Linked DNA regions of Homo sapiens: region 1 is linked to region 2. Evidence: chromatin contacts called from ENCODE Hi-C or POLR2A ChIA-PET data. All regions are on one chromosome and are shown on one strand. The core of a region is the stretch at or near the end of the contact, and the rest is flanking DNA. Distances in the headings are between cores, read along the strand shown.

The links. A loop is a pair of places that touch in the nucleus more often than their neighbours do. ChIA-PET counts read pairs that join two places held with the same protein, here RNA polymerase II (POLR2A).
Region 1: POLR2A ChIA-PET joins it to region 2 with 13 read pairs in Panc1. The contact joins two enhancer-like sites. A Hi-C loop is called at or near these places in 1 of 168 maps with a recorded cell type or tissue (MCF 10A). POLR2A ChIA-PET finds 5 or more read pairs at or near these places in 3 of 52 experiments (HepG2, Panc1 and activated naive CD4-positive, alpha-beta T cell).

What each region holds. Positions count from the first base shown.
Region 1 is chr12:26,995,529-27,000,242 of GRCh38, reverse strand. TM7SF3 (transmembrane 7 superfamily member 3) reads left to right here. Exons shown (of 12, transcript NM_016551.3): 3 at 567-717; 4 at 3,381-3,501. Among named protein-coding and RNA genes, the nearest start is that of TM7SF3, 16 kb to the left of the region's middle. Within about 2 kb of position 2,347, at least 3 of the 41 ENCODE cell types and tissues checked have a DNase peak (open chromatin) inside an H3K27ac peak, as active enhancers do.
Region 2 is chr12:26,842,779-26,847,898 of GRCh38, reverse strand. No RefSeq gene overlaps it. Among named protein-coding and RNA genes, the nearest start is that of ITPR2, 12 kb to the right of the region's middle. RefSeq lists a silencer at 2,529-2,823. Within about 2 kb of position 1,343, at least 3 of the 41 ENCODE cell types and tissues checked have a DNase peak (open chromatin) inside an H3K27ac peak, as active enhancers do.

The sequences.
Region 1 (4,714 bases), core at 1,098-3,597, 150 kb before region 2:
GACAGAATGTTTGTGTCTTCACAAAATTCACAGTTGAAATACTCATCCTCAGTGTGTTATATTAGGAAGTGGAGTCTTTGGGAAGTGATTAGGTCATGGGCCCCCATTTAGAGCCCTCATGAATGGGATTAGTGGCCTTATAAAAGGGACCCCAGATATGTTTCTTGCCCTTTCTCTGTCATGTGAGGATACAACAAGAAGTTGGGAGTCTTCAGCCTATAAGACAGCTTTCATCAGAACCCGACTGTGTTGGCACCGCTATCATGAACCACCAGACTCTAGAATTGCGAAAATAAATTTCTGTTGTTTATAACCACCTTACCTGTGGTACTTTGTTATAGCAGCCTTAACTAAGACAATCGTATATTTTTCAAGAATGCTTTTTCCATGTATATGTGTGGGCATGTGAACATAGAGATGAAAAGAATTCCCTGGTTATTTAAGGAAGGTTTTTTTTTTCTATTTGTTTTGGGAAGATTTGGAATAGGACATGCACACTGGATCAGCTCAGTAATTTATGTTTTGGTCGACTTCCTATTCATGACAATGTTTCTTCTGGACTGCAGACTCTCCTTTCCAATTCCTCGGAAACAGGCACTGCCAGTGGACTGGTTTTCATCCTTAGACCAGAGCAGAGTACATGCACTTGGTACTTGGGGACTTCAGGCATACAGCCTGTCCAGAATATGGCTATCCTACTCTCCTACTCAGAAAGAGGTAACCCTTCTGTCTTCTCCTCCCTCTTACTCTTTGGAATATGGAATGTGTTCATGAAACTTTAAGGAAAATTATCCTATTGAGATTGTTTGTTGCAAGTATAATTTATATAATCGGATTTTTTTTTTTTGAGATGGAGTCTCGCACTGTCACCCAGGCTGGAGTGTAGTGGCGCGATCTCGGCTCACTGCAACCTCTGCCTCCCGGGTTCAAGCGATTCTCCTGCCTCAGCCTCCCAAGTAGCTGGGATTACAGGCGCCCGCCACCAGGCCCAGCTAATTTTTTGTATTTTTAGTAGAGATGGCGTTTCACCATGTTGGCCAGGCTGGTCTCGAACTCCTGACCTTGTGATTCGCCCGCCTCAGCCTCCCAAAGTGCTGGGATTGCAGGCATGAGCCACTGCGCCCAGCCTATAATCAGAAATATTTTATAGTAAGAGAATTAGCACGATGACTGAAAGCTCAGGTAGTGACTAGGAGAACATGTTTATTCATTCGAAAAACATTTAGGGAGCCCTTGGAGAAGCAGTAATAGTTAAGGCAAGACATAGTCCTTAACAGTTTAGTTGTTCTAAGCAGAAGCAGTAAGCTCGACGTCATGAAGAAAAATGATTTGGAGAATGGCACGTTGTGAGTGTGGCTGCAGCTGGAGTGTGGAGGGCCTTGCATACAATTTGAGGTTTGTACTTTATTTCGAGGTAGGTTCTAAGGAGGCATAGAGTTTTTAAGCAGAGGAATGGTGTAGTCCATTTCATCTCTTAGAAAGCTAACTCTAGAAGTAGTGTGGGGATGGATTGGAGAGGGCGCAGCAGAGTCAGGACTCAGCACAAAATGAGAAATGAGGATCTGAACAGAGGCCATGAGAGGCGGGATGGAGAAGAGGAGCAGGATTTGAGATATCCAGAAGGTGGAATTGATACAACACAATGACTGGTGGTTATGGAGTATAAGAGGGAAGCATAGGTTTCCTATTTGGGCAGCAGGGAAATAGTGATACAAAATAGGTGTAGGAACAGGGTTATGGTGGTGCTGGATGTTTTGGGAGGTGGGACGGAGTAGGTGATGACTTCAGTTTGGGACACAGTCTGAGATGCTTGTAGGACATTTGGATGGAAATGCAGAGTACATAATTTAAATAAGGGCCTGGAGTGGAGGGGTGAGATTAGATTCCCAACTAAATAGCTGTTAATAAAAGCTGTGGCAGTGAGTGAGATTATCCAGGCATGTACTTGGATATTTAGGGCAAAAAAATCATAGCAAATACTTTACTAGTGCCTACTATGTGTCAGGCACTGTTTCTGGTGGATAATAACTCCTGAGGAATAAGCACAACACTGTGGAGTAGTCAAGAAGGTAGGAAGAAAGCCTGGAGTTTCTGCCTTTAAAAGGGAGCAGGCCGGGCACGGTGGCTCACACCTGTAATCCCAGCACTTTGGGAGGCCGAAGCAGGTTGCAGGTATAATTTATATAATCGGGAGTTTGAGACTAGCCTGGCCAACATGGCGAAACTCTATCTCTACTAAAAATACAAAAATTAGTCAGGTGTGGTGGCAGGTGCCTACAATCCCAGGTACTCAGGAGGCTGCGGCAGGAGAATTGCTTGAACCCGGTGGGCAGAGGTTGCAGTGAGCTGAGATTGCGCCACTTCACTCCAGCTTGGGTGATAGAGCAAGACTCCGTCTCAAAAAAAAAAAAAAAAAAAAGGAAGTGGTAAGTTACAGTCTACGGAGAGGTCAAGAGAACTGACTGAAAGTGTCCGTATGCTAGAGCAAGTAGGAGTCAGCGGTGGCCCTTTATGAGAGTCACTTTAGTGGCACAACAGGGATGGAGGAGTGAAGGTGAGGTGAATAAATTTAGACTACTCTTAAAGCTTGGGGGTAAAGGGAAGGAGAGGGAGCGCTAGTTAGGAAAGGAGGGAGAATCCAGAAGATTACTGGAGTAGAAGATAGGAAATGTTAGCTATAACAAAAGGCTAATTACCTGATAAGAAACCATAGACTTAATTAAGGCTTGCGTCAAGGACAGTGTACAAAGAAAAATTATGAACAGAGGAGCTTCAGCTGGCATACATACCATTTGTGGTGTGGTAAAGATCCATAAGTGCAGAAAAAGGAGAGTATGAAAGAAGAGCATAGAATTTGGAGGAAGATTCCAACATGATATTGAAACATATATACACACTGTGTATCTGCATTCCAAACCTGGCCAGAAGTAGTCAACCAATAGCCGATCTTTTTAACTCTAGAGGAAAGGTTGGCAAACTACAGACCATGAGCCAGATCCAGCTTGCTGCCTGTTTTTGTACATAAAGTTTTACTGAAACACAGCTATGCCTCTTCCTGTACGTATTGCCTGTGGCTGCTTTCCTGCCACAAGGACTGGGGTGGGTAGTTACTGCAGAGACCATCAGACTGACAAAGCCTAAAATACTATTAGGCCTTTTACAGAAAATTTTGGCTCTGCCCTGCTCTAGGGCCCTGAACCTCAGTTAACTCTACCCTCTTTAACCTCAGTTCATGAAATAGTATACGACTAGAAGCTCTACGTTTATATTTAACTTCTATTTGGGAAGTTTTTGTAAGAGTAGATAGAGTTCTGTTTTTCTGAGTATGATTTGGATATGTAGGAATTGTTTGTTTAGTAACTTCCCTATTTCTTATCCAGATCCTGTCCCTGGAGGCTGTAATTTGGAGTTCGATTTAGATATTGATCCCAACATTTACTTGGAGTATAATTTCTTTGAAACGACTATCAAGTTTGCCCCAGCAAACCTAGGCTATGCGAGGTACGTCTGTCTCCCATGTCTGAGAAATGCTTTTAGAATATACATGACGACAGTTGTGTAGATTTGACCAGCTCTCTCAAGTCCCTAATTCTCTGTAGTAAAATTGAGTTAATTTTTGGGGGGAATTGATGTAATTTAAACTTCACTATTAATATTTGGACTGTCATTTACAGTTAATATTTTCCCACTTCATTCTTGTGAACTCTTTTTATTTGAAGAGCCAGATGTGAGTCTATTATGAGCTTGAAAATACATCCTGGTTTTTATAAAGCACTTTAAATATAGATAGCACTCAGTAGCCCTGAAACATCCTTTTATTTTTATAAAGATTCATTGTTTTAATTAAAGCTGTGCCTCAGTTTCTGCTTTAATAGTAATGATAGCTAACATTTGAGAACACTTGAATGCTTCCTGTGCATTGTCCGTGGTGCTGAGTGTTGTTATGTTCTTTGCCATTTAATCCTAACAATTTTATGAAGAAGGGCAATTGCTGTTATTTTACAGAAAGTTTCCCTAGGGGTTATGGAGGTTACCCTACTTGCTAACAAATGACAAATCTGCTATATTCTTCTTCTTTTTTTTTTTTTTAAATCAAAGATGAGGTCTTTCTATGTTGCCCTGGCTGGTCTTGAACTTCTTAGCTCAAGCAATCCTCCTGCTTCAGCCTCCCAAAGTGCTGGGATTACAGGCATAAGCCACTGCACCCAGCTTTTTTTTAAAAAAAATTTTTTTGCCTCCCCAGAGCTGTAGTATTTTACTCTAGGCCTGACTGATATCAGAATCCAGTTATGTAATCACCTTTGCCTGTTGGTGTTTGTCTTAGTTTGTGGTGCTGTAACAAAGTAGCACAGACTGGGTGGCTTATAAACTTCTTTCTCATGGTTCTAGAGGGTAGAAGTCCACGATCAGGATGCCAGCACAGTTGAGTTCTGGTGAAGGTTCTCGTCCAGGTTACAGACTGCTGGGTTGTCATTGTGTCCACACATGACAGAAAGAAGGCTAGAGGGCTCTCTGGGATCTCCTTTATGAGGGCAGTAATTCGATTCATTAGGGCTTCACCTTCATGACCTAATTACCTTCCAAAGGTCCCACCTCCTAATATCATCACACTGGGAGTGAGGGTCTCAGCATATTAATTTTGGGGAGACACAAACATTCAGTCCATAACAGTGCATTACTTTTCTTCAGAATACCAATTGTTGCCACTGCAAAA
Region 2 (5,120 bases), core at 94-2,593:
AAAAAAAAAAAGAAAAGAAAAAAAGAAAAAGTGGACTAAGGTGAAAGCATCTAATGCAACACTGACTTAGACAAAAGCTATATTATTAGGTTAGTGCAAAAGTTATTGCAGTTTTGCTATTAAAAGTAACTTTTGCACCAACCCAATAGAAACAACCACGATGGCTGGGAATAGTGGTGTGCACCCGTAGTCCCAGCTACTCAGGAGGCTGAGGCACAGGATCGCTTGAGCGCAGGAATTCAAGGCTGCAGTGAACTGTGATTGGGCCACTGCATTCCAGCCTGGGCAACAGAGTGAGACCTTGTTTTTAAAAACAAAAAACAAACCAAAACCATGAATGGTGCCTGATGACTGATGCTGTTTGGATTGATGGGATGTGTCTTAGCAGGGTGAGAGTAGAGAGAAAGAGATCTCTCTCCCAAAATATTCATCTTTGGTCGAAGAATAGGCTGACAAGAAGAAAATCTATAAGGAAAAAAAAAAGTTAGATAAACATCAAGTTAGAAGAAAATACTAATGACTAACAACCAGATGATAATTTTAAACTTTAAGAGTGAAAGTAAAGTTAATATAGAATTTTTTTTTTTTTTTTTTGAGACAGAGTCTCGCTCTTTCGCCCAGGCCTGACTGCAGTGGCGCTATCTCGGCTCACTGCAAGCTCCGCCTCCCACGTTCACGCCATTCTCCTGCCTCAGTCTCCCGAGTAGCTGGGACTGCAGGCGCCCACCACTGCACCCGGCTAATTTTTTTTTTTATTATTTTTAGTAGAGACAGGGTTTCACCGTGTTAGCCACGATGGTCTCGATCTCATGACCTCGTGATCCGCCCGCCTCGGCCTCCCAAAGTGCTGGGATTACAGGCGTGAGCCACCGCGTCCGGCCCAATGTAGATTTTTAATATAGTTGCTGAAAAACCAATATAATAGAACTTTATATGGATGTGTGTATGCCTGTGTGTTGGAGGAATGACATATATTAAGAATCCTTAGTATCAGAGACATAGGCAATTATGGAACAACTCTAGGAGAAAATATCCTGGACAACTGGGAATGGAGAAACTGTGGCCTGTGGGTAAAATAGCATGCTTTTCGGAAGCAAACAGAACAGTTACTGCTGGCTTAATCTACTGCTTAATCTACCTGCCTACCCTTTAGTTCCACACATTGCCATTTACACTTTCTTTCAGAAATTCCACAATACAGATGCTTAAATAGTCTCAAGGAAGTGAGCACATATTCAAAACCTGGTGTCCTGTTATCTCAGTTTACATACAAATATGGGTAGGAAGTGACGTATGGAGCAGGTGTCTATCATTTCAGGGAAATGAAAGTCCGTGTGAAGCAGCTGTGATGGGTATATTCGTACTATTTGAAAAAAATTTCGAGTTTTCTCTAGTGTAAACCTATTTCAATGGAAAAATACTGGATTAGATTCACACCTGTCTTAGAACATTCTTCAGAGTAGATGGAAGCTGATTTGGAAGAGCTTGGGGAGCTAAGTTTAGGTCCATATATTTGACTTATCTCTAAAAAGCTCCTATTGAAAAGAGTTTAGCATCTTACCTCTCTGTCAGTGTCTCTGTATCATTTATTGCAAGCTTTATTCAATGCAAAGCCTGCTCCAGTTTGATAAGCAGAGATTGTAACGGTGAGCGAGGCCACATCTGTGCTTAGCCGGGAGCTCATAGCTACCGCAAAAATGGTAACAAGTTTAGTTGCAACACTTTCCTGGAACATGGTACTCAGAAATAAGCAGACACCAGACACTGATAAGGTTGTCATGGAGAACTACATTCCAATCTTCAGAAATCTGTTTCTGCCAGGAAGGGTGGATTCAAATTCTACTGGCTTCTTGAATTTCCACATGTACTTTTTTCCTCTGAGATATTCTGAAAGATGCCAGGAGATACTGGCCCAGGAAAAATGAATTGCTAAAACGCCACGAAGCTGTATGTGCTGTCCTTATGATTTCATTACAAAGAACATGATAATCATTTTCTTAAAAATATGCACCTATAGGAAAAGATCAATTAAAACACCGAGAGGGAATTTCCCATCATGTCTTCTGCGCAGCGGAAACTAATGATTCCCTCTTTTACTGCTCTGCCCTCACTCTACTGTGCCATTATCAGATTTTGCTGGAAAAAGCCTTCCTTATAATTTTGGGGGGAATTTTTTTTTCTTAAAAGCAAATGCCATTTATTGTGGAACAGTTTATATTTTTCTTTAAAAAATAGATCCTCTCTAAAAGAAGAAAGGAGAAAAAATTACCATAGTTTTATTATAGTAGTATTTTTTGTTGATTATTGTTTTTTCCCTAGTGATTCAATCTTGCTTTTAAAGTCATCATATAGGCAGGGCGAGATGGCTCACACCTTTAATCCCAGCACTTTGGGAGGCTGAGGTGGGTGGATCACCTGAGGTCAGGAGCTCGAGACCAGCCTGGCTAACGTGAAACCCTGTCTGTCTCTACTAAAAATACAAAAATTAGCTGGGCGTGGTGGTGGGTGCCTGTAATCCCAGCTACTCAGGAGGCTGAGTATATGACATATATTAAGAATCCCTAGTATCAGAGACACAGGCAATTATGGAACAACTCTAGGAGAAAATATCCCGGACAACTGGGAATGGAGAAATTGTGGCCTCCAGGGGGCGGAGGTTGCAGTGAGTCAAGACCGTGCCACTGCACTCCAGCCGGGGCGACGAGCAAAACTTCGTTTCAAAAAAATAAAAAAAAATAAAAAAATAAAAATAAAGTCATCATATAAATCATTTTACATATTATTACATATTCTTAGTAAGAATTGCTTACTATACTCCCTGGCAGCTGCTACAGTGTAATCACTAATTTGCTACTGTTCAATATTTATTTTCTTCTCCATGCTTATTATTATTACTATGATAAACATAATTGTGAATAAAGCACTTTTCATACATAGGATTATTTCTTTAGGTTATATTCCATATGTCCACATTGCCATTAAAATGGTTGTACAAAATATGATATTGGCTGTTTGACTAACAGCATTGGTTACAATAACTAAAAACTTTTATTTTGCTAATCTAATGCATGAGAAATGATATCTCACTATTATATTACTTTTATTTTTTTGCCTATAACCAACCTTTTGCCTATAATATTTGTTGCAAACTATTCCCACTTTGTTGTTTTACTTTCAGTTGAGTTTTTTGTTACATTTTAAAAATAGAAGAAAAAATACATATATAATTTACCATCTTTACCATTTTAAGTATGCAGTTCAGTGGTAGTAAACACATTTATATCGCTTTTTGTTCCCTTCACTCACCCTTTCCCCTTCCCTTACTGGTGTTAGAATTTTTACATAAAAATTTAAAGTTGTAAGAATTAAACTTACTTCATAATTTGCTTTATGTTTTTATATTAATGCATATGTATTTCTAAGCATAGGTATCCCCTGTTCTTAAGATGGTAAATATTCAATTCCCTTTATTTTGGTGAATTTTGAATTCAGATGAATACATTAAGTCATTAAATATAAAATTAATTAATTTATTTTTGAGACAAGGTCTCACTGTGTCACCCAGGCTGGAGTGCAGTGGCACCATCATGTCTCACTGAAGCCTCAAACTCCTGAGCTAAAGAGATCTTCCTGTCTCAGCCTCTGAGTAACTGGGACTATGGATGTAGTTTTTAAAATTTTTTAAATTAAATTTTTTTTTTTTTAAGATGGGGTCTGGCTATGTTGCCTAGACTGGTCTCAAACTCCTGACCTCAAGTGATCCTTCCACCTTGGCCTCCCAAAGTGCTGGGGTTACAGGCGTGAGTCACTGCACCTGGCCCTGGATTTATTTTTAAGATACGTGATAGCTTAAAACTGCTAAACTAGTATTCTCCATGTAAGTAAATAACATCATTTCTTGTATAATCTCATGCTTTCCCATTGATTTCTTATACTTTCTTTTTTATATATTGAGTTCTTACAAATAATCAGGACTGTAGACTGTGGTACTGTGCCTATAGGTACAAAAAACAGGTACAAAACAGCTTCCTTCACATCTAGGTGTTCACTCTGAAACAAAAAGTACAACTCAGAGTTCTTGCCTTAAACAAATTGATGCTAATTAGTTGGGTAATCAGGATGTATACATCCGAAATAATGCACTAAAGTAGACCCACATTACTGCATTTCAAACTAGATTCATAAATGAGAGAAAACAAAGGTAAACTTGGGGGAATCACAGGGGTGAGAAAAAGGACTCCAGGAAGTTTTCCCTGGATTTATTCTCCCTGGTTTTGCCCAACCAAAGTATTATGTCTTCCCAAAAATCAGGAACCACAAGCATGGCAGCATTCTCTGGTGTTAGATGGCAGTTTTCTCTGTGGGTTTTATCCGCTACCTTCTTTGAAGAGATAAAAAGCTGTCAGCTTGTGGAAAGCAGAGTTCTCATGTGACAATTGTGGGTGGTTTTATAGCACCAGGCTGGAAATTTAGCCATTTTGTTTCTTTTGTCTCAAAATTTGCTTTTCCCTGATGTCTGAAACGTGTCTGTTAAAAAAATTGATTTCTTTCTCTTACACATATTTTTTAAAAAATTCAAATTCCTTGAAAAAGAAAAATTTAATAATTATCAAGAATTTTGCCCTGGCTCAGTGTGGCTCATGCTTGTAATCCCAGAACTTTGGGAGGCAGAGGCGGGTAGATCACTTGAGGCCAGGAGTGCAAGACCAGCCTGACCAACATGCAATACCTGGTCTCTACTAAAAATACAAAAAATAGCTGGGTATGGTGGTGGGGGCCTGTAATCCCAGCTATTCCAGAGGCTGAGGCAGGAGAATCACTTTAACCTGGGAGGCGGAGGTTGCAGTGAGCTGAGATGGCACCACTACCCTCCAGCCTAGGCGACAGAGCAAGACTCATCTTAAAACAAAAAACAAAAAACAAAAACAAAAAACAACAAAAAAAGAATTCGCTACAGTTGATGGAAGGGATTGATCTGTAAATGGCAGAGCTGGTGGCCCAGAGGCTCTGGAGACAGCTCTGGTGTGGGCTCAGTCACTGGCATGTCTTATTGCATAGACAGAAACACCTCTGATGCTTGGTTTTCTTATGACATTTCATGCTGCTTTTCTCACAGATAA